Regions from separate parts of the Homo sapiens genome. Here region 2 is linked to region 1. The links are chromatin loops, found by intact Hi-C in ENCODE. Cell type or tissue: Caco-2. All regions are shown on one strand. Each heading gives the region's core, and the rest is flanking DNA. Links, peaks and the distances in the headings are about the cores only.

The links. Peaks named below come from ENCODE experiments on the same cell type or tissue, not always from the same donor. Only the 100,000 strongest peaks of a DNase experiment are listed, where the experiment ranks them.
Region 2: it touches region 1 in a loop (7-fold over the local background); 17 of 110 quality-filtered maps call a loop at or near these places.

What each region holds. Positions count from the first base shown.
Region 1 is chr7:93,367,612-93,380,528 of GRCh38, reverse strand. No RefSeq gene overlaps it. Among named protein-coding and RNA genes, the nearest start is that of MIR653, 110 kb to the left of the region's middle. In Caco-2, for the core only: CTCF peaks have their summits at 5,796 and 5,997; no DNase peak of the experiment used is centred there.
Region 2 is chr7:93,243,873-93,256,789 of GRCh38, reverse strand. VPS50 (VPS50 subunit of EARP/GARPII complex) reads right to left here. Exons shown (of 28, transcript NM_017667.4): 3 at 4,015-4,137; 4 at 2,859-2,930; 5 at 228-281. Among named protein-coding and RNA genes, the nearest start is that of VPS50, 18 kb to the right of the region's middle. In Caco-2, for the core only: no CTCF peak of the experiment used is centred there; a DNase peak (open chromatin) is centred at 6,849.

The DNA.
Region 1 (12,917 bases), core at 2,321-10,320:
AGCTCTGGTAAAATAACTCTGTTTAACTTTAGTCTCTATGTGTTTATTTCTACAGTGTTTATCACTGGCAAACCTTCAAAATAATAACCATATTTAGATTAAATAGAAAGTTTATTTAAGATATGATAAAATTATTTAGAAATTACTCCAGGTGCTTGCTAGAGTGTAAATGTGTACATCTGAATAGGATGTTGGAAGGAGATAATCTCAAGCCATTGTCCTTGTCTACACCATCAATGACAAGGGATTTAGCAACATGTTCTGAATTGAGTTATTTTCTTCATCTTCAGTTATTTTGTACTTTTTCAGTTTCTCCAAAAATAGGAAGGTGGGATTTTAGAATGGGTCATCTGAACCCTGGGACACGCATACATTCAGAAAAGTGTTTTCACTTTCATAGAAGATTGTCATTAAAATGTTGTAGTCAAGAGCAAGTAGAGCATAGAGCATAAGATTCCCTTTATGGGGAGCTAGAGTTGTTCTAGTCTGTGAGGGACTTTTAGGTGCCTGAAAAGAGGGACTCAATTAGCTTGGAATGAAAATTTGTTAGCTCTTTAAGGATTAATTTTTTTCTCTGTAGCTATAGAGAGTATAATGCCACTGTTGACTAAAAACTTGTAGAATGTGAGAAACAGTGCTGTGAAATTATTTCCTAAAAGAATAACATCTCTAACTGTGATGTTCTATAAAGTAAGAGTGTAACTATAAATTGAAGTTACCAATCCAAATGATGGTAGGTAAGAGGGAGGATCTTCAAGTTGAGATAGTATTTGAATTAAAAATGAGTAGTTACAAGCAATTACAGTCATTTTATGATACGTATTTTATTTTCTATTTTTTGAGGGAAAAGTGTAGCCCATTATCAATCAAAAAAAACAGTTGTTTCAATTTTGGAAAGTGCTGACTGCTGATATATGAGCAGTTCAGAATTCTTGCTTGCTCTTGGCAAAGAACATTCTGTAACTTGAAATATTCTACTGTTTGCTAGGCCCTAGAAATGTCAACAGTAGTAAAGTGAGGATGAGATTTGGTGAGCTTAAGAGTGGTTTGGCTAGAAAACTGGAGAAAGTACTCAGGGACACCATCATAGCTGACAGAGTGGTGTATTTCCAGGGTACTAGAATGAGGTAGACATGGCTTGCCTTCTCTGGCAGTCTTCTAATGAAAGATTTGGGTTTTTTTCTTACTGAGATGGCTCAGATAACATCCTCTTTGGGTTAAAGATATAGTCCTTCTGTCCCTGAGGTTTGATGAATTTCCTTGCAGACCCTAGGTACACATTCTGTCATCTGGAGTAATTTTAAAACAGGATTGCCTTTAAATTACCTGTTCTTGGGCCTGCATTACTTACTATACCATAGTGTTACCCTCACATTCTTCCAGAGCCACATCCCCACTTTTCTGAATGCTGGAGGAAGTTCTGCACATCCAACAGGAAGAGTAAGGTCAATGGAACACTAAGCCCAGCCAGGCAGAAATAAAGAAGATAAAATAGTCATTCTGGAAAGAGGTAGGATTAAGTTCCCTTCAAAAACTTAAGGGAGAGTTCATCTTAGCACTGTCTTTTCTAGGTCATGGCAGAGGTCTGCCCTTAATCCACTGTCAAAAACAGTTTATCTTTCTCCTTTCCCAGACTATGTATCATCCATGTCCATTAGTGGAGAAAAGAGTTGGTCTATCAAATTCTGCTGAGCTTTTGTACTTTTGCCAAAACGTTTAATCATCTCTATGGACAGCTGAAAGCCAAATAGAACCAACTATACAATCACCTTATTTGTTTTGATTAATTAATTAAAATTGCTAAAATTTAACTTGTCAGTGTTTCCTCTGAAATTAGTGGGAAATATAAAGACAACTTCTTGCTGAAAAATAAGACATGATTCTAAAGGTAAATTAAATTTTTTTTAAAAAGTGGTTGTGTCTCACAAGCTCAGAGTTTCCGTTATAATGGTCCAGCTGCTTGGCAGTAAACCACGTTAGTGCAGCAGCCACACGGTTTTAGATTTCGCCATCAAAATGCACACAGCAAAACCAAGCAGAAAAGCCCAATTGGAGTAAATGCGCAATTCATCAAGATACAAAGTGCCAGAGGAGATCTAAAATATTTCTTTAGAAGTCTTTCTTCCTGCATTTGCTTATTTCTTTTAATAGAAGTAGAATAGAAACTGTGGTTAACCGGAAGTTCCTATTCAAATATGCTTTCTTGTGATATAGAAAACATTTTTATTTTTACTTTCAGACATATCCAGAACTGAAATGTGATGGTAAATAGGGTAATGATTTGGATAGAAAAATCTAAGATGTTTGACTTTAGTCATTGCAAAGGAAAATGGTTTTTATCTGGAGTCTTAGTTTGGTAGCATTGGAAAACCACAAAGATAAGAAGACTGAATTAAGACATTTTAACTAGGTATCCCAAGAACAATGGTCTTGATGAAACAATGAAAACTATGGCTTTTAGATTGGAAAATATTTTGCAAGTCAAACATTTGGTAACTTCATTTTAGGGATACATGTGAGGTTTAACATATAATAGTAATATAAAGTTAAATATATAAGTAAGGTGTAATCTGAAAATGTCCACTTTCAATCAGTCTGTGGGTATATATTTGGTAGCCTTCATGTGTCTAATTGGAAAGCACTAGCTCCCAGCACACTTGTCCCCCAGGAATGACTTACACCCTAAACAGGGTGCTGCTTCTCTCTCAGCATGGGCCATGCTGCCTTGTCCTCTGGTCATTCGCCCAGCTATGTAGTCATCCCCTGTGTTTGGTCACATCCCCATGGTGGATCCTCCTGGATATTGTCTTCAGAAACAGCCCAAAGTATAATCACCTTCAATTGCTAAAATGGCAAAACCTTAGGGTTAAGCACAAAACAGTGCTTTATCCCTTCAATCCTCACTGTACCTGAGCTACTCTGTGGTTTGTGTCAAGGTGATTGTCTTCCCACTCTCAGCATAACTTTGTACCTGGACATGAGCATTACCTCTTGTGCTCTGAGTCTCACCAAGTCTCTTTTGAAAATGGTTTTTTCACTTTCTGCTTGAAAACTACCTCCTCTTAAAGCCTCAAAACTTAGCTGGTTCAGGATCAGATGCCACCACAATTTCCTTTCACAGCTCTCCTCCGGTTTCCAGGTAGTAATTTAACTCCTGCAATTAGACTCCAATGCGTTGCCCCAGCAATAGCACCTCATCCTACACACCCTGAAAGGACTGCATTTCCTCTAGGGCCAGCCAGGACCAATCATGATGTGTTGAGAGAACTGTCTCTATCATAAGGCATGAGAAGCCTTAAGCTCTGCAGAATTTACACATCTAAAGTTGTTTCCAGATAGACCTCAAAGCTTTTCAGACCATCCCCTTCTCCCTTCACTCCAAACAACTCCTCCCAGGAACCTCAAACAGTAGGAGAGAAAAGTGAAGCGAGACAAATCAATCCATCATACATTTAAATGAGCATGACAAGGTAATCCTGAAACTTTTGTGTGACAAAGAAGCTCAACACTTGTGATACTGCCGGAGCACATGTAGTCAATATGGAAGTTGGGAAAACTCATTTTTGTTTCATCCAGGTACTCCTTCTGATTTAAAGTGATCGAAGTGGAAAAAGACACTAAAACTTTGTGTTCTCTAAAATTGATCCAGAGAAGCATAGGACTCAGAGGACAACTGAGATCCAGTTATCCTCCTTCTGTACACCTTAGAATTTAGGAAATTTCCCAAAATGACTTCATCCATCAAAAGCCTATATTGACTAATAACAAACTTATGGGTTGATGGGATTTCTTTTACTTGCTGATTATTGAATCTGTCAGGAAATGCTAGAAATATGTTGTATTCTTTTTCTTACCTAGAGAGAGAAGTTGTATATGTCATGTATATATCACATCAGTGATAATGCCATGTCACAACTAAAAGTTGAATGTATGAATAAAAAGACTTAGTACTTTGAGCATTATCTTGGAGAGAGTACCTACTGACTGAAAAAATTTTAAGGGACTGTAGGGAACTTTAAAGTAGAGGTCTTTTTTAAAGTAACAATTTGTATTACTACAGTTTATTTGCTTCCCCACCTCCACCCAAAAGAAAAAAATGGAATGAAGGTGTAAGGAGTCAAAAGTGAGTGGTTTGGAGGAAAGACTAAAATTTTATTTGGGAGAAATCAGTTCTTTGATCAACTGGAAACTTACCTGCTTAGGACGTGGAACTTCCTGGGGTTAAATTGCCTTTACAGAGGATAAAGGAATTTTCAGACTTTGAAACACTCTTTGCAGATGTGCAGATGTAATCAGGTTTATTGACTGATCTTTTATTAACAGTTTTAAGAAATACAATAGATCCATGACATGGTCGACTTTAAAATGCACCATTTGGACAACTCCTAAGCAACCCAAAGGGTTAAAATAGGTGGTTTGCTAAGGCACAAATTTGATACAAAACCACTGCAAGGATAAATGAAGAAAGGGGTTTCTTAGCTATATGGTTAGACTAGTAGGCATTCACACTGGGTAAAAGAAGGGCACAATTAAATTGTTAGAACCCAGGGGATCAAAGGAGAGACCCCCTCCTCCATTTCCAGAACTGATGCTTGAACCCCTCAGGTGAAGGCCCAGCCCTATAGTGCTTGGCTTTTTGAGGGAGAACATAGAGCAGGAGATGTGCAGTGTGGCTGATGCTGATACCTCTGGGGCCCACACTGTGGAGTGCTTGGACCAATTGATGCAGAACAGCTAGCTGCTATTCTGAACTTAGTGCAGCTGGGACTGAGAGTACTTAGAGAAACTGGAAACTGGAGCTGGAGCTGGAGTTGTCATTTGCAACTAGGCAGATGCTGAAAGAATCTAGAAACCTGCCAATCACCAGCCAATGGCTCCCATTGATGAAACCATACTGGAATCCAGCTGGCAAGGAAACCTAGGACATGAAGTTTCCAGAGCCTCAGACTCACCACCCCAGAATGGAATACAGAAGAGAGACCATTTGCCAGTAATCCCATACAGTAGCCCTACTCATCTTCAGAAATGTTGGCCAACTTGCCCAAAGTCACAGTTGGGAAGCAGAAGGGATGGGATTCTTGACTAGATATACAGGGATGGAAAAACCCATTCTCTTCCTGTTATATCAAGATGCTTTGAAATGAAAAAAAAAAAAAAGTTCCATTTTAAATTTATTCTTATTAAAAGAAACACCAATCAACCACATTAAAAATGCAACATATCTCTGTGATGGCCTAAATGACTATTACTAGTATATGTACTTTATTGCTGGGATTGAATGGGGAGGAAAATTTTAACATATACCATGTAACCTATACTACTGAAAGAACTATGGTTCACTTATTTCTTTTTCAAACTTGAAAAAGAAACCCATTTTATGAATGTAAGAGTAATCTATGCCTACTATGAAAGTTCAGAACAAAACCAAGAATTTAAAGAAGAAAATAAAAATCCACAAATAGTCAAGTCCTCTGTTAACTTTTGTTAGCTATAATTTCTGTTATAAAATGCTGCAAAATGAAAACAATCACTTTATTTATATTTTTGGAAGTTTAATCATTACTGACTGAGGAAATTTTTCTATGGTCATAATTTTAAAGCCAGAAAAACCCTCATTTTAGATGTGGAAACCAACACATAGAATGTGACAGTATTAGGATGAGAACACTGGTGTTTTGTCTCCATATCCACGGTCCTTACAGCATACTTCAGCTCACTTCACATTTACCTGTCATTGTTTCTTGCAGAAAGGAAGCTTTGTTTTCAAGAAAACGGAAATGGTATTTGTAAGTTGTATTTTTTAAAATAATACCTACTAAATTTTATTTTCCTATTTTCCCCAAGTGATTCAGTTTTTTAAAGACAGAAAACAGAGAGTTGGTTGGTTATTGTAGACTCTAAATCAAGTACACAGGACCCTTCAATTTCCCCAGCTTTAGACCAGATGAGGCTTTATGGTGCAGTACCACTTTTGAACCATTAGTAGGCACTCAAATATTTGCCAAGCTGGATAAGACTTGCCGTAAATAGCTAATAGACTGAAATTACCGTTTGCAAAATGTTTTTCTGTTTGAGGGTATTATTAAGTTAAATGCATTCCTTAAAATCCTGTCAACTAGTAATTAGTGTAACTAAAGTTGCAAATGTTCGTGAAATCAAAAATTGCTTTTAGTTTTACCATTGTTCTGGAAGAACAATTTTCAAACATCTGAATTCTTTTTTCATGGTTCATAGTCCTAGTTTATTATGTTGCTTTTTTCTCTTGTAGGTGGTAAATAGTGATTCAAAGAATAAGATAAAATATAAATGTGACTTTCCTTCTTTTAGATTCTTACTAGGAAAGAAGAAAAACTCTTCCAGATTTTTAAAAGGCTGAATCATTTGAAAACTTTGTAAATATTTAGGATTCACTAAAACTTAATTTGAGTTTATATACTTATCTTTGTAAGTTTTGAGATTGCACGTCCCTTTTTATTTTATTTTTGTAAGTTTATTTGCTTTTTAATTGACACAATTATTGTACATATTTTTGAGGTAAAATGTGTTGTTGCCATACATGTATACATTGTATAATGACCAAATAAGGTTATTTAGTATATCCATCACATCACTTATCATCTCTTTGTGGTAAGAACTTTCAGAATCCTCTCTTCTAGTTATTTGTTCTAGTTATAACAGTATTGTCAACCCTACTGTGCTATAGAACAGCAGAAATTATTTCTCCTATCTAACTGTAATTTTGTACCTATTGCATAATCCATCCCTATCCTCCTTCCCACTACAGTCCCCAGCCTCTGGTAATTACTTTTCCACTTCTGTAATATCATCTTTTTAAGATTCCACAAATGAATGACATCATGTGATATGGTTTGGCTCTGTGTTCCCATCCAAATCTCATCTTGAATTGTACTCTCATAATTCCCACATATTGTGGGAGGGACCCAGTGAGAGATAATTGAATCATGGGGGCAGTTTCCCCCATACTCTTCTCATGGTAATGAATAAGTCTCACTAGACCTGATGGTTTTATCAGTGGTCTCCACTTTTGTATCTTCCCCATTCTTTTTGCCTGCTGCCAACCACGTAAGATGTGACTTTCTCCTCCTTGCTTTCCGCCATGATTGTGAGGCTTCCCCAGCCATATGGAACTGTAAAGTCCATTATAAACCTCTTCTTTTGTAAATTGCCCAGTCTCAGGTATGTCTTTATCAGCAGTGTGAAAATGAACTAATACAGTAAATTGGTAACAGTAGAGTGGGTTGTTGCTGAAAAGATACCTGAAAATGTGGGAACGACTTTGGAACTGGGTAACAGGCAGAGGTTGGAACAGTTTAGAGGGCTCAGAAGAATACAGGAAAATGTGGGAAAGTGTGGAACTCCCTAGAGACTTGTTGAATGGCTTTGCCCAAAATGCTGATAATGATATGGACAATGAAATCCAGGCTGAGGTGGTCTCAGATGGAGATGGGGAACTTATTGGGAACTGGAGTAAAGGTGAATCTTGTTATGTTTTAGCAAAAAGACTGGTGGCATTTTGCCCCTAACCTAGAGATTTGTGGAACTTCGAACTTGAGAGAGACGATTTAGGGTATCTGGTGGAAGAAATTTCTAAGCAGCAAAACATTCAGGAGGTGACTCAAGTACTGCTAAAGGCATTCAGTTTTTAAATGAAAATAGTGCATAAAAGTTGGGAAAATTTGCAGCCTGACAATGCAATAGAAAAGAAAATCTCATTTTCTGAGAAGAAATTCAAGCTGGCTGCAGAAATTTGCATAAGTAATGAGAAGCTGAATATTAATCCCCAAGACAATAGGGAAAATGTCTCCAGGGCATGTCAGAGGTCTTCTTGGCAGCCCCTCCCATCTCAGGCCTGGAGGCCTAGGAGGAAAAAGTGGGTTCATGGGCTGGGCCCAGGGTCCCTGAGCTGTGTGCAGCCTAGGGACTTGGTGCTTTGTGTCCCAGCCGCTCTAGCCATGGCTGAAAGGAGCCAACATAGAGCTCAGGCCGTGGCTTCAGATGGTGCAAGCCCCAAGCCTTGGCAGCTTCCACATAGTGTTAAGCCTGTGGGTGCACAAAAGTCAAGACTTGAGGTTTGGGAACCTCCACCTAGATTTTAGAAGATGTATGGAAATGCCTGGATGCCCAGGCAGAAGTTTGCTGCAGCAGCAGGGATCTCATGGAGAACCTCTGCTAGGGCAGTGCAGAAGGGAAATGTGAGGTCAGAGCCCCTACACAGAGTCCCTACTGGGGCACCACATAGTGGAGCTGTGAGAAGAGGGCCACCATCCCCCAGACCCCGGAATGGTAGATCCACCAACAGCTCGCATTGTGCCCCTGGAAAAGCTGCAGACACTCAACACCAGGCCATGAAAGCAGCCAGGAGGGAGGCTGTACCCTGCAGAGCCACAGGGGCAGAGCTGCCCAAGACTGTGGGAACCTACCTCTTGCATCAGTATGACCTGGATGTGAGACACGGAGTCAAAGGAGATCATCTTGGAGCTTTAAGATTTGACCACCCCACTGGATTTCAGACTTGCATGGGCCCTGTGGCCCCTTTGTTTTGTCAAATTTCTCTCATTTGTAATGGTTGTATCTACCCAATGTCTGTATCCCCATTGTATCTAGGAAATAATTAGCTTGCTTTTGATTTTACAGGCTTATAGGCAGAAGGGACTTGCCTTGTCTTAGATGAGACTTTGGACTGTGGACTTTTGAGTTAATGTTGGAATGAGTTAAGACTTTTGGAGGAACGGTTGGGAAGGCATGATTGGTTGTAAAATGTGAAAACATGAGATTTGGCAGGGGCCAGGGGTGGAATGACATGGTTTGGCTGTGCCCCCACCCAAATCTCATCTTGAATTGTACTCCCATAATTCCCATGTGTTGTGGGAGGGACCTGATGGGAGATATCTGAATCATGGAGGTGGTTTCCCCCATACGTTCTAATAGCAGTGAATAAGTCTCACAAAATCCGATGGGTTTTTTAAGGGATTTCCACTTTTGTGTCTTCCTCATTCTCTCTTTTTTTATTTTATTATTATTATACTTTAAGTTTTAGGGTACATGTGCACAATGTGCAGGTTAGTTACATATGTATACATGTGCCATGCTGGTGTGCTGCACCCATTAACTCGTCATCTAGCATTAGGTATATCTCCTAATGATAGCCCTCCTCCCTTCCCCCACCCCACAACAGTCCCCAGAGTGTGATGTTCCCCTTCCTGTGTCCGTGTGTTCTCATTGTTCAATTCCCACCTATGAGTGAGAACATGCAGTGTTTGGTTTTTTGTCCTTGCGATAGTTTACTGAGAATGATGATTTCCAATTTCATCCATGTCCCTAAAAAGGACATGAACTCATCCTTTTTTATGGCTGCATAGTATTCCATGCTGTATATGTGCAACATTTTCTTAATCTGGTCTATCATTGTTGGACATTTAGGTTGGTTCCAAGTCTTTGCTATTGTGAATAGTGCCGCAATAAACATACATGTGCATGTGTCTTTATGCAGCATGATTTATAGTCCTTTGGGTATATACCCAGTAATGGGATGGCTGGGTCAAATGGTATTTCTAGTTCTAGATCCCTGAGGAATCACCACACTGACTTCCACAAGGGTTGAACTAGTTTACAGTCCCACCAACAGTGTAAAAGTGTTCCTATTTCTCCACATCCTCTCCAGCACCTGTTGTTTCCTGACTTTTTAATGATTGCCATTCTAACTGGTGTGAGATGGTATCTCATTGTGGTTTTGATTTGCATTTCTCTGATAGCCAGTGATGATGAGCACTTTTTCATGTGTTTTTTGGCTGCATAAATGTCTTCTTTTGAGAAGTGTCTGTTCATGTCCTTTGCCCACTTTTTGATGGGATTCTTTGTTTTTTTCTTGTAAATGTGTTTGACTTAATTGTAGATTCTGGATATTAGCCCTTTGTCAGATGAGTAGGGTGCAAAAATATTCTCCCATTTTGTAGGTTGCCTGCTCACTCTGATGGTAGTTTCTTTTGCTGTGCAGAAGCTCTTTAGTTTAATTAGATCCCATGTGTCAATTTTGGCTTTTGTTGCCATTGCTTTTGGTGTTTTAGACATGAAGTCCTTGCCCATGCCTATGTCCTGAATGGTAATGCCTAGGTTTTCTTCTAGGGTTTTTATGGTTTGAGGTCTAACGTTTAAGTCTTTAATCCATCTTGAATTGATTTTTGTATAAGGTGTAAGGAAGGAATCCAGTTTCAGCTTTCTACATATGGCTAGCCAGTTTTCCCAGCACCATTTATTAAATAGGGAATCCTTTCCCCATTGCTTGTTTTTCTCAGGTTTGTCAAAGATCAGATAGTTGTAGATATGTGGTGTTATTTCTGAGGGCTCTGTTCTGTTCCATTGATCTATATCTCTGTTTTGGTACCAGTACCATGCTGTTTTGGTTACTGTAGCCTTGTAGTATAGTTTGAAGTCAGGTAGCGTGATGCCTCCAGCTTTGTTCTTTTGGCTTAGGATTGACTTGGCGATGCGGGCTCTTTTTTGGTTCCATATGAACTTTAAAGTAGTTTTTTCCAATTCTGTGAAGAAAGTCATTGGTAGCTTGATGGGGATGGCATTGAATCTATAAATTACCTTGGGAAGTATGGCCATTTTCACGATATTGATTTTTCCTACCCATGAGCATGGAATGTTCTTCCATTTGTTTGTATCCTCTTTTATTTCATTGAGCAGTGGTTTGTAGTTCTCCTTGAAGAGGTCCTTCACGTCCCTTGTAAGTTGGATTCCTAGGTATTTTATTCTCTTTGAAGCAATTGTGAATGGGAGTTCACTCATGATTTGGCTCTCTGTTTGACTGTTATTGGTGTATAAGAATGCTTGTGATTTTTGTACATTGATTTTGTATCCTGAGACTTTGCTGAAATTGCTTATCAGCTTAAGGAGATTTTGGGCTGAGACAATGGGGTTTTCTAGATATATAATCATGTCATCTGCAGTGTCTTCCTCATTCTCTTTTTGCCTGCTGCCATCCATGTAAGACATGACCTGCTCCTCCTTGCCTTCCACCATGATTGTGAAGCTTCCCCAGCCACGTGGAATGGTAAGTCCATTATAAGCCTCTTTCGTTTGTAAATCGCCCAGTCTCAGGTATTTCTTTAACAGCAGCATGAAAATGGACTAATGCATCATGTAATATTTATCTTTCTGTGCCTGGCTTATTCAACTTAACATAATGTCCTCTAGGTCTATCTATGTTGCTGTAAATGATAGGATTTCATTCTTTTTAAATGGCTGAATAGTATTCCATTGTGTATATAAACCACATTTTATTTATTCATTGATCTGCTGATGGGCACTTAGTTTGATTCTCTATGTTGGCTATTGTGAATAGTGCTGCAATAATAATGGGAGTGCAAATATCTCTACAACATACTGATTTTGTTGTCTTTAGATAAATACAGGCATACCCCAGAGATATTGTGGGTGCAATTTCAGACCACCATAATGAAGCAAATATTGCAATAAAGTGAGTCACAAAAATGTTTTGGTTTCCCAGTGCATATAAAGGTAATGTTTACACTGCACTGTACTCTATTAAATGTGTAATAGCATTATGTCTAAAAAATGTACATGCCTTAATTTAAAATACTTTATTGCTGGAAAATACTAATGATCATCCAAGCCTTAAGCAAGTCATAATCTTTTTGCTGGTGAAGGGTCTTGGCTTGATGTTGATGGCTGCTGACTAATCAGAATAGTGATTGCTGAAGGTTGGGTTGGCTTTTATAGCATGTACATTTTTATATACCATTTCTTAAAATAAGACAACAATAAAAGTGTGCCACGTCACACTTTCACAAAAGATTTCTCTTTAGAAATGTGATGCTGTTTGGTAGCACTTTACCACAGTGCAACTTCTTTCAAGACTGGAGTCAATCTTCTCAAATGCTGATGCCACTTTATCAAGTTAGTTGATGTAGTATTCTAAGTCCTTTGCTGTCATTTTAACAATGTTCAAAGCATCTTCCCCAGCGTTAGATTTCATCTCAATAAACCATTTTCTTCGCTCATCCATCAGAAGCAACTCCTCATCTGTTCAAGTTTTATTGTGAGATTGCAGCAACTCAGTCACATTTTTAGGCTTCACTTCTAACTCTAGTTCTCTTGCTATTTTCACCATCTCTGCAGTGACTTCCTCCACTGAAGTCTCGAACACGTCAAAGTCATCCCTGATGGTTGAAATCAACTTCTTCTATACTCCTGTCAATTATATTTTAAACTTATTTCATGATTCATGAATGTTTTAACAGCATCTAGAAATGGTAGAATCCTTTTTAGAAGGTATTCAATTTACTTTGCTCAGCCCTAAGAGAAATCATTATCTGTGGCAGCTATAGCCTTATGAAATTTTTTTTCATTTATAATGGAAATAGGTCTATTTGGCTTACAGTTCTACAGACTGTTAAAAAAAAAAAAAAAAAAAAAAAGCATAGTGCCAGCATCTGTTTCTGGTGAGGGCCTCAATAAGCTTCCACTCACAGCAGAAGGCAAAGGGGGAGCAGGTATATCACATGGTAAGAAAGGGGGCAAGAGAGAGGTGGGAGTGCCAGGCTTTTTAAAAAAAACCAAATCACATGTGAACTCATTACCATGGGCAGGGCACCAAGCCATTCATGAGGGATCTGCCCCCATGACCCAAAACTTCTCACCAGGCCCCATGTCCAACATTGAGGATTACCTTTCAACATGAGATTTTGAGGGAACAAACATCCAAACTGTATTATTCCACTCCTGGATCCCAGAAGCTCATGCTCTTCTCACATGGCAAAATGCAATTGTACCTTCCCAATAGTCTCCCAGTTTTAACCATCTCCAAGATGGTTTAAAAAGCATTTAAACCAGTTTCCAACAAGTGAGCTTTTAAAGACAAAGTACTTACC
Region 2 (12,917 bases), core at 3,038-11,037, 120 kb after region 1:
GATCACTTTAGAATCATATATAAAAACCCTTCGCTTCTTCAGTTTGGTAAATTACCCCAAAAGAAAAAGAAAAATATACATACATACATATACACAAACACACCCAAAAACAGTCAATATGCTGCTACAGAATTATTGACAAAAAATACAATATTTTAACAGTTTCAAGTGTAAATCACTCAAACATTTAAAAATTCTACTACAAAAAATAACAAATATTATCCTACCTTTACATAAGCAGGCTGTTTTTCAAGGATTAAATCTGCCACTTTTTTAGATACCTATAAGAAGATGTAATCAAACAAAGGAAATAAAAGAACAAACTTCATGCTTTCTATGATATTTTATATTTGAATTTTTAAAAGAATATTCCATAGATCTCCCCAATAACTTTGGGAGCAGATATTGGCATACTATGGCCATACACATTTCCCTGGGCTATGAAATTAGTAAAAGAGGTAATATAATAAAGCACATAGCACAGGTCCTGGTCCTTAACAGAAACTCAATAAATGGTCATTATTATTGTTAATAATATGTGTATCATTATCTGATTTAAGTAACATTAACCAAAAAGTGTAACCATCTTTAAGGGAATAGGATTTGATTGAAAAAGATGAAATTGTTAAGCAGATTTTTAATCAACTGAATTTATGGCGACAATATCTGGGAAAAAGAACTTGCTTGTATCCTTTAGATCCTTTATGTTGCCTAAGAAGACAAGCAAGTAGTTTGGTCCTCCACTTCTGAAAAGCTGAAAACATGTTTTTTGGAACGCTATGAAGATATCTAAGGTTGTGTGTATTGTTCTATGAATAATATTAACGTATGCAAGTTAGAAGTATAATGATTTTTGAACATGAGGCTCTAATTCCACCATTTCAGGGTCTCTGCCAACTTCACTAACAGAGATAGCACATGAGGCATGAAGCAGGACACACAGAAGGTATTTAGGGAGTTTGCTCCAGAAACACAACTGGCTCCCCTTCCCCAGGCCAACTGAGAACAAAACATTGAACACCCACTACACTACTGCATTAATCCTTTCACATTTTCTTAATCTGCTTCAAGCATCTTTGAAATTACGTACATTAATTTTTAGATACACTCATTGTTTTTGTCTAGAAAGAGGGATTCCATTAAGGTTAAGAAAATCAAATTTTAAATGGCTTTTAGACTTTAATTAATGAAGAAATATCAATGTTAATCCTAAATATCATTTTAAGAATTCCAAAGGTTCCACAGGATTGTCTACTAATAGAGAGTACTGGTCCGTGGCCTGTGGGGAACCAGGCTACACAGCAGGAAGTGAGTGGCAGGTGAGCAAGCGAAGCTTCATCTGTATTTACAGCCGCTCCCCATCACTTGCATTACAACCTGAGCTCCACCTCTCATCAGATCAGCGGTGGCATTAGATTCTCATAAGAGCTCTAACTCCATCCCTACTGTGAACTGCACATGCAAGGAATCTAGGTTGTGTGCTCCTTATGAGACTCTAATGCCTGATGATCTGTCACTGTCTCCCATCAGATGGGACCGTCTAACTGCAGGAAAACAAGCTCAGGGATTCCACTGATTCTACATTATGCTGAGTTGTATAATTATTTCATTATATATTATGATGTAACCATAATAGAAATAAAATACACAATAAATGAAATGCACTTGAATCATTCTGAAACCATCCCTACCCCACCCCTGCCAGTCCATAGAAAAATTGTCTTCCACAAAACTGGTCCCTGGTGCCAAAAGAATTGGCAACCACTGCTCTAGAGCTCAAATCCCTTCTCCTGCCCAAGACTGCCCTATACCACCACTGCTACCTCCAAGCAGACCCTAGCACCCACTGAGACTTCTGAGTGTAATAGAAAAGTATACCTTCCTTTGTTTGACAGTTGCATTATTAAAAATCATATCTTAAATTCAAACCGATAAACTTATTACTACTGGTCCTTTTGTTGAAAAAAATTAATACACATGCTACCATTAATTAATCCCTACAGTAGAGTTTGAATTTCATAAAGTGGGTTTAGCCTAACATAAAGAAATTATACAATCAGAGAATTTTACCGCATTAAAGAAAATGCAAGCCTATCACTTTACTGATAAACAAAAGGGAGTCACTGAGGTTAAATGATTTACTCAACATCATAATTAGTGACTACAATTCAGACTTTCTGAATCTCAGGGGGACATTAATTCTGAGAGAATACTCCATTACAGGGCCAGGCAAAGTGGCTTGCGGCTCTAATTCCAGTGCTTTGGGAGGCTGAGACAGGAGAATCGCTTGGGCCCCAGAGTTCAAGACCAGCCTGGGCAACAGTGAGATGTCATCTCTACAAAACGTTAAAAAAATAGCCAGACTAGTGGCACATGCCTGTAATCCCAACTACTCAGGAGGCTGAGGTGAGAGGATTATTTGAGTCCAGGAGGGAGAGGCTGCAGTGAGCCATGATCGTGCAATCGCACTCTAGCCTGGGCAACAGAGCAAGACCCTGTCTCAAAAAACAAAAAGGAATACTCAGTTACAAAACTATGGGTAGGGAAATCATACGTCTATGACAAGGAGCCTAAAGGTACTTACTAATCTAAAACAAAGTTCAAAGTTCTTTGATCACATTTAGGATTCCAGAGAGAAAATTCCAAGTTCTAGAAGTAAATCTACCAAGGTAACATAAGGAAAACCATACGCATTAAATTTTTAATGTAAATGCATCATTTGAATCAGTCATGTTAAATAACAAGATTTGTTTCTATGTTAATTGTTAGTTAAAACCATAAATCTGCAAACATTATACCTCTCTGTTGTGTTTCATCTAGAGTTTTGCCAGAAAGAAATGTGTTTTTTTTTTACTTACTGCAGCTTGCTGTTGTTTCAATTTGTCTCTATACGCCTCTAATTCTTGCAAATTGAGAACAGGTGGAAGCTTCTACAGAAAAAAATTCATGAAAGAAGAGGAAAAAATAAATTGTTTAATTTGGTTTCATTTACCTGGACCCTTCTGACTAGTGAACTACAAACTGTGCATACAAAACAGTGTCACATCCCACTGCCCTCCATGCCACCTGTCCTCCCAACCTCCCTCCTAGGTTCCAACCACAAAAGCCTATACATCTTTAGTACACAGCCCTCTGGTTCCACCCCTCATTCAGCCTTGTTACCCCCACTGCTGCTGCTCTGCCTTCTGAGAAACCCCACTACCACTGGGGACTCTGGACCCTAGGCCGACAGACACTGCTGCCACGGCCTGTGACAGGAGAATGTGAGACAGTAACTAACCTAACCCCAACTCTACCATCCACAGATATATCTCTATTTGTTTATGATAGAACTCAAAACAGATTTCTCCTCTGGAATATTACAAACCATAAGTACTACTGTGTGACAGTTGTTGGACTACATTCTGGATTACATCAGCTTTCAGAGGACAGTATGGGAAACTAACCAAAAAATGCATACCATATACAGGGAAACAATCTCAGTCAACTGACTGATGAAACTTCAAACTGAGCTGGGGACTGACTGTGAATAATGCATATAAAGTATATATGCATACAGCATTTGGTTGTATCTAAGACTAAATTTCACTATTCTGACTTTCGTTAAAGTTCTTATAAATTTAAAATGTCAGTATTATAAACACTATGGCATAAGAATTTTTATCATCACTAAACAATTATGTAAATACATATTTTGTAATTAAAAGTCTGAGCTTCTCTAAACATAGATACTATAAAATAGGATAGAAACAGCATACTAACACATTAAATACTAACAATTGAAAACCAAAAATACAGAAATGTTTCCCTGAACGGTTGTATTTAAAGTTACATTCAAAAAATAATAATTTCATCGCCAAACAATGCTGACAGTTGATTTAATCACAATGTGGTAATCACAGACCTATTCTGGTACCAAAAATACATAAATGCCTCAAAAAAGTATTCAAATCTCATAAATCCAATCACTGAACAAAACAGGCCTTAGTTATGTTTTAATGAAATTCTGTTTACCTCCAGCTCATATTTAACAATATCAAATGAATCCACAGAAAAATATACTTGTTCAATACTATTAATAAGCTCTTGTTCAGCTTGAGGGTCACTTGGCTGTTCTCGAAGTTCCCTGAATTCTTCCTTTAAGAAAAAAAAATCACAATTATAGTAATTGTAGCTGTTAAAATTATATCTGCATGGAAATAAATGATCATTTGTCTTAACAGTCACATCTACCTGGAACGATTCTGACCAAGGATACAAACCAACAGAAATCAGAAAAGTTCACAGGAAATTAGGAACTAGCCGACCATTAACACTAACAACTACAGAAGAAAACTAGCCAGTTTGAATATTTAGATTTTATTCTCAATTCCTTGCACATCAACAAGGTTGATAAAAATTTTAATGTCCAACAAAAGAAAAAAAAGTGACTACCTAAACATATCATACATACATATCACAGATATATAAATTTTACTATTTAATAATATTCTAAAATCTGTCTCACCACAGATAATAAGGGAAGAACACCTCAATAACTTCTGGGTCACAATCAACTTTGGAGTCCTGAATAGAAGACATCAACCCTGCTAAAAAAATCTCAGTACTCAGCTAAGAAACAGTGGCTCCAGAAAAGGTTCACAAATTTAGTTCTGTAATACTATGAGGCTTCCTTCAAAGTGGATTGCTGTTACAATTAATGATCTGATTATGAAGCTAAACTTCTCTATATGATAAAATGCTTTCTTTCTAATGATACAGAATGGAGGTTCTGTGGATTTGAAGAACAGCATGACAGACAAATCCCTAAACCCAATGTCAGCATCCCTATCCTATGCAATTTCACTGCATAATCAGATAAAGCTTCAGTTAACTAGTAAATTTTTACAATTCAGATACCCACTCCCCTGCCACACTAGTTAATCAAGACATTATAGACATATCACAAGTTAGCCATTTGATTTTTAATTCAAATTAACCTCAAATACATTTATATACACAAAAAGGAACTATTGTTTTAAATCATTTTCAGTAATTAAAATAACACAATAAAAATACTAAGGAAATGTACAAAAATTATCTGGTCAGTTAAAGAACAGTATATTTTTCTTTTTTCACTTTTTATGATACTTTGAGTTCTGGGGTACATGTGCAGAATGTGCAGGTTTGTTACATAGGTATACACATGCCATCGTGGTTTGCTGCACCCATCAACTCATCATCTACATTAGGTATTTCTCCTAATGCTATCCCTCCCCTAGCCCCCCACCCCCCAATAAGCCCCAGTGTGTGACGTTCCCCTCTATGTGTTCTCATTGTTCAACTCCCACTTATAAGTGAGAACATGCAGTGTTTGGTTTTCTATTCTTGTGTTAGTTTGCTGTGAATGACGCTTTCCAGCTTCATCCATGTACTTGCAAAGGACATGAACTCATCCTTTTTTATGGCTGCATATATTACAAGGTATATATGTGCCACATTTTCTTTATACAGTCTATCCTTGATGGGCATTTGGGTTGCTTCCAAGTCTCTGCTATTGTGAATAGTGCCGCAATAAACATGCGTGTGCATGTATCTGTATAGAATGATCTATAATCCTTTGGGTATATACCCAATAATGAGACTGCTCGGTCAAATGGTATTTCTAGTTCTAGATCCTTGAGGAATTGCCACACTGTCTTCCACAATGGTTGAACTAATTTACACTCCCAGCAACAGTGTAAAAGCATTCTTATTTCTCCACATCCTCTCCAGCATCTGTTGTTTCCTGACTTTTTAATGATCGCCATTCTAACTGGCGTGAAATGGTATCTCATTGTGGTTTTGATTTGGATTTCCCTAATGACCAGGGATGATGAGCTTTTTTTCATATGTTTGTTGGCTTCTTTTGAGAAGTGTCTGTTTATATCCCTCACCCACTTTTTGATGGGGTTGTTTTTTTCTTGTAAATTTGTTTAATTTCTTTGTAGATTCTGGATATTAGCTCTTTGTCAGATGGATAGATTGCAAACATTTTCTCCCATTCTGTAGGTTGCCTTTTCACTCTGATGGTAATTTCTTTTGCTGTGCAGAAGCTCTTTAGTTTAATCAGATCCCATTTGTCTATTTTGGTTTTTGTTGCCATTGCTTTTGGCATCTTAGTCATGAAGTCTTTGCCCATGCCTATGTCCTGAATGGTATTGCCTAGGTTTTCTTCTAGGGTTTTTATAGTTTTAGGTCTTACATTTAAGTCTTTAATCCATCTTGGGTTAACTTTTGTATAAGGTGTAAAGAAGGGATCCAGCTTTCTGCATATGGCTAGCCAATTTTCCCAGCACCATTTATTAAATAGGGACTCCTTTCCCCATTGCTTGTTTTTGTCAGGTTTGTGAAAGATCAAAGAACAGTATATTTTTCAAATAGAGACATTCTAGATTATTTTATTGCAGGGCATATTTTTTATTTGTAAGAAGAGCCTTGCTCAGATATCTTTTAGAGTTTAACTTATATTTTGTATTTGTAAAACTAACTATAAAATTATTCCCTATTAGTAATTTCAAGCCAAAAAAATAGAACAAATCTAAAACTCAAGAAAATGTTGACTGTTTAAATGTAAAGTTCCAATAAACTTAAAAGAGAAGGCAAACTCATAAATATCAAACCTGAATAATCAAATATGCTTGGAAAAGAAAATCCCTCTTCTGTGCTAACTCATAAAATACACCGAGAAAAAAAGGTCAATGACATAGCTATCACTGAGTCAGCGTGCAATCAGTTACTATGATTGCAGTAAGAAATCCAGGGTCCCAACAGTGGGAACTACATTCCTGAAGGGGTTTATCTACAACACAGGAATCCATTTAGCACCCTGGACAGTGGTGCTGCCGCACAGACTTGGTTAAAACTCACACGTGTGGAAGGGAAGGTTACCAACTAGCCTATCAACAGGCAGCCTCCATGCATCCAATTGAAATATGAAATGAAAGTCAGAAATGAAATGGAAGAGGAGGTCTGCACTTCCTGGAAATCTCTTTCCCTAAAAGTCCACAGGCATTTGAAATATCAGCTTCATATACTGTAAGCTGAGGGAGGGGAGGAAATGAGGCCCAAGTGAGGACATGGCAACACTGCCTCCCTAGGAATTCTGCAGTCTGCAGCAACATGAGCAAATAAATGCAGTTGATACCATTCAAGACAAAATATTTGAAGATTACAAAAACTGCTACGATTTTTTTAAATCAGAAATAGAGCCAAGCCAGAAATTCAAATAGACTGCAACAATTGAGTACTTTCATCTTAAAAGCATAAATGTCAATGACATATAACACCATGCTGAGGTTCTCCATATAGTACCTAATTGATTGATAAGAAGGTAAAGATACTTGGATTTTTAGCTGCAATTCCATCATTAACCCTCGGCAACTTAGTCTCTTCATGCCTAGTTTTTTTTTCACCTGTAAAGGGCAAACATGCATTCTCTCTCTCTCTTTCTCTCTCTCTCTCTCTGTGTCTCTCTCAAAATGACAGTGAAACAAATATCCGAAGTTATTAAGAATGCCAAAGAAAAAACATAATTTATAAGTATCTCACAAGTGTACATTTCAAAAACATGATGAATCTGTAAAAGGAGTACAATCTGTATATGTATGTCAAATGCTATTCTTTCCTAAAGAACTAAGCAATTAGTATCACAGAGAGCATACAACCCCATATAATTTCAAAGAACTGACATGGAACACCTGATACTCTGAAGTGTAAGAAACCTGGACTAAGGAAAGGAATAAAACCTAGAAAATCAGAAAAAGAAATGTAGCATACAAAATAGAATTAAATCTAAAACAAATGCCCCTATGTAATATTATTTCCCTATAAAATATCCTCTCCTTTAAAACAATTTCATAACTTCTATGTGAAAATATACATCTGAACTGGAACTTATTCAAACCCCCTTCTGATTAGAATCCCGATCACCGTGTTCTTTTTAGTCCCACTGAACTAGCAGTCTGTAAAGCTCTGCTTCTACCTAATCATTGTCCAAATGTTTCATCGCTGTTAGGGCTGCCTGCTCAATCAGACTGTACACTTCTTGAGAACTGAGATTTCTCTTCATTCTCCATCACGCTGCTCCACAGTGCCAAGGCACACCATAGATAATCACTGATCAAACTAAAATTAATTTACAGTTAATTGCAAAAAATGAATATAAGACAAAAGGAAAGGAAAAGACAATATGCTCTTGTTTCAATAGTCAAAATTTTCCACCAACTCTTAGTAAAACATTTCTTTCTTTTAATTAGAGATAACGATGTGAACTGATTTAGGAATATTTTACACATGTAAATTAGAAAAATAAACAGAAGCAACCAGATTGCCTATTCTTAACACAATTACTACATAATTTAATAGAAACTGATTCCCTAGGGTGGGAGATGTACAAAAATACATAATTCTTCACCTAAAATAGAACCAATACATAGGTGTGAGCCCAAATTTTACATAAACAAAATGAACAAAAAGTTTCCTATAAAAAAATTACAAGGCAAAATTGGGGGAAATGAATACCAAATGGAACTTCTTACACCATACTTAAACATATGATTTAAGAAAAAAATTATAATAATATTAGATATTCAAACTAAGTCTAGGATAAAATATTTCAGTCTTAAAAATGTTTAAAATATTTTTATAATAAATTTTATGTCACATAATAATTAATAAATACATAGTATCATTAATAGTGATATAAATGCTCTCTAAAACTTGAAAGTCCAAAAATAATTTGTCAACTACAGGCTACCAAATGTGCTGCCACACAACTTGCTGTCAATGGTAATCAACTAAGCAAAAAGTATTATCAGCATTACCCCAGAATTAAAGCTGGAGAAAAAAACTACAATTAAAGTAATGAATTGGAATAACAAAGAGGAGAAAACAAAAGCATAAAAGGCAAAAAATGAACAAATCAAATCTCTCTCCCATACTATCATTAGAAACTAACCTGCCTACTTTCAAAGCTCTATAACCTTATCTTCCCCTAAAAAACAAATTTCATTTAACAATTTTTTAAATTCCCATTATGTAAAAATTTCCCATACTAGGTCATACAGGAACGAAAATGAGTAAAATATAGCTCTTCCCTCAAACAGTTGTTAAAATAATAGGAGGGGTCAGATGAATAAGTAAGCAATGACAATGCACAGCAGAACATGAGGGTGATGCAAACAGAATGAAGGCATCAGACGGTGGGTTCACATCTGATGGAAGTGGTGGCATTTGGAAAATATGAGAGAATAGGTAGAATTTCAGATTTAGAAATTGGGAGAATAGGGTTACAAATATAAAGCAAAGCAAAAGTAAAAATATTGAATCGAGAAAGTGCACAACAGGTTAAAGCAATAAAGGGTGGCTTCCGCAGGATAGAAAAATGTCACAAGGGAGAGTCTGCATGTATGCCAAAAGACAAATGCAACAACTGAGATTTGTTTAAATTCAACATATTTTTTGTATATTAGAACCATATTTTCTTCACTAAAAGTAAAACATCTTAACACATATCACTGCCTCAGGTTAGGCTATATCAAAAACAGGCAAAAATATTCAATATTTTCTTAATGTAATAAACCAAGCAGAATTCAACGTTTTAGAGGCTGTGTTTTTCCAGCAGTCACAACATGCAATAAGGTTGCATATAATACCACCTAGTCTATTTTTCTATTTTGATCATGTCTGAGATAAAGCTACATGAACATGTACATAAATGTACATCAGAAATATAACTTTATGAAAAGTGAAGAAAAACAATCATATTAGAGATTTAAGTCAACATCTTTGATTTAGCAAAGCTACTTTTCCTCTCAATACAACAAAAAAGGTATTATGGGAATTGGGGATTCAGCTATGTAAAACAATTTGAGCCCTCAAATGTAAGGTATTATGATACATTCCCAGTATGTTTGTGGTTTCTAAGGAACTAGGCTATAACTTTACCAAAAAATTTTCCACTTAAGAGTTCATCACTCAAGGGAATATATTCAAGTTTAGGAGGAAAAAAAGAGAGACTACTAATTTTGTATTTAATCACTACTTTTAAATTATCTAAAATACCACACTAATTAAAAATACTAATCCAAATTCAGGGCTCTTAATTCTATTCACTTTTATAAAAAGTTATGACAGCTTAACAGTTTTCCTTACCATTATTAAACTCAATATTTTCTGCAATTTTGAAAAGTAATTTAACCTAATTTCTAAACCCACATAACAGCTTGGAATCTCATAATCTTCAGTACTAGTTTTTATTCAAACAAAAATATGAATGCAAATCTTTACTTCACAGGTCAGATTTCAAAACTCTGAAAAAAATATATAGAATAAAAAATGAAATGCACACCAACTCCTCTTTCTGTACTTAGCTCATTAGACCAGTCCACATTATACACCTGATTATATAACTCAGTGGCAGAATATAGTGCTTATATAGCTGATTATATAACTCAATGGCAGAATGCAGTGTATGTGTGTGTGTGTGTTGAGAAGGAAAGTGGAGAAATTTTACAAGCATGATTTGCGGTTTGCCACAGCAAATCTTTGATCAAAGACTTTTTTTTACTGTTTGCATTTCTTCATTCGTCAACATAAAAAATCTATTCTGTTATAGGGAAAACGGAAGCTATAATCTTACCAAAGTTAACATCACGTTAGGGCTCTAACTGAAAGCAAAAAAAAAAAGAAGCGTTTAGTGACCAAAATCTAAACAGAGCTAGAAGTAAGAACAAAACATGAAGTTTTCAATATTCAGTCAGTATTACAAAAGTCATTAATCACTGAACAGAAATAGATTTTATCTCTTTCCAAATGAAACAGGATTCAAAACTTATTTCAAGATCACAGATACCCTAAAACCACATGCCACGTAAGTTTATAATGAATGGCCAGATGTCTGATTACATGAGGAAATGGCACGTTCTCCTAAAATCCCACTAGAACAACAATAATAATCCGTCAAAGATAGCCGGTTCATCAGTTTCTGTGTGCATTTTAAATAAACTTATCTTTTAAAGCCTACCCTGTTTTTCTTCAGGCTTTTAGTGCCATCTAGTGGAATACTGTTGAAGTTACAATTTAAAAAGAGGTTTTGGGCAAAATGATTTATAGAACATTTTAATAAAAGGTTATTGGATCACATTTTAATCCAGCTTTATAACACAATCAAGTGATTAAGATGATGTATTTTAATATGTGTCACATGCCTGTCCTTTCTGGGGCTAACACTGAAGAAAAGACACATCATAAATCAAGATATACAGAGAAAAATCGAGTGTGTACATCTTAATTTTGTTTTTCTTTTGTTTTCGAACATCTCATCAGACACTTTCTCTAAAAGAAAACAATACTGTCTATTCTGAGAAAAGACAACATCACAGCACCTTCAATCCCAGTGCCTTTCACAGGTTCTTCCACCTTCCAAATCCAATAAAATCATCAATCTTAAATTCTGCTTTTTAAATGTCCTTCCAATGCAACCCTTCTCCATTTCCTATACCTTATGTTCCTGTTTTCTTCTTAATCAGTATCCTTGTCCCCAACCTCTACTCAACAACTCACCCCATAAAACTGTAATCTTTCTTAAAAAAATTAATCGCCAACTCTAAAAGATCCTGAATACATTTCTACCTACTCCACATCCTCTCCTAGCTGAACTCTGTTGTGCCTCTACTCCTCTGCAATTATCTATTTTTGCTTGTCTCCCCCACTCAGGTTGAGTTAGGAACAGTCTTGTACCTCTCTGCATCTTCAATGATTAGTAACTGCCTGGTTCCATAAGTGTTTGCCAAATGGACTGTATGAATGAACTTATATGATTTGCTATGAAAGAAGGGTTAAGAATCTCAAAGCATCTGAAGCTATGAGAAGCATAATTTCATTAATGGTTAAAAAGAACACAACTAAATACTGTTAGCCATGAGCACCTAAGAAAAACTCTTAAATGATTTTGCAGATCCATAGTTAGAGTCTCCCTTAGTACCACCTGCAGAAGACACCTGTCCTAAATGATACATAATCCTAAATTGAAAGTCTTTATCATGATCACTAAATAAATTCACCTAGTCATAAACCTCAATACTAATCCTCTCTAATACAGACACCAATATGCAAATCTTCTAACAAAAACTGCTCAAAAAATTATTTAGAATGTATATTTCTTGTGTCATATTTCTCCTACAAAAATTACAATATAGAAAGTATAAAACATTCGAGCAAAAAGGATTCCAAAAAAGTCTAGTTCAATAGCATCTTTTCACAAATGAAGAAACTGAGGCACAAAGCATTAAAATGACTTCCTTTCAACAAGCTGTATGTTTAAGTCAATACTTCAACCTATGTCTCTTGACTGTGATTCAAGCACACTCTCCACAAATTTTGGTAAAACTGTAAACCAAGCTCTGCAGTTAGCAGGTGGTTTTAGGATTCTTTTAATGGATTTTAAGAAGTCAAGTCAAATCGGTTTATCTGATTTCACAGAAGTACTAGAAACTCTAGAAAACATTCTGCTCAAATTCCTAGAATTTATATAAGTAGAAATGCTTCAGAGTAGGCAGGTACTCAATAAATATTTGTTGAATGGATGAAGTATAAAAAAATTATTTCTTATCCTTAAACAATTATATTATCAAATGTTGACTGCAACAGACATTTATTTTGTCACCTCATCCTATATTTTTCTTTCACGAAAAAAAATCAAAGGTAAACCAATCATGTAAAAGTAAAGACAGCTGAATCCCATTACTATTTATGAGTTAATTAAATTGAGGCCAAAAAAACCCCCTTATCATTAAAGAATACTATGAGGAGGCAATGCTTCACTAAAAACTCGTAAAACAATATTAGTATCAATACTCTTTTTCAGGTTCACATTGTGCCACTGTGGAAGTACTATG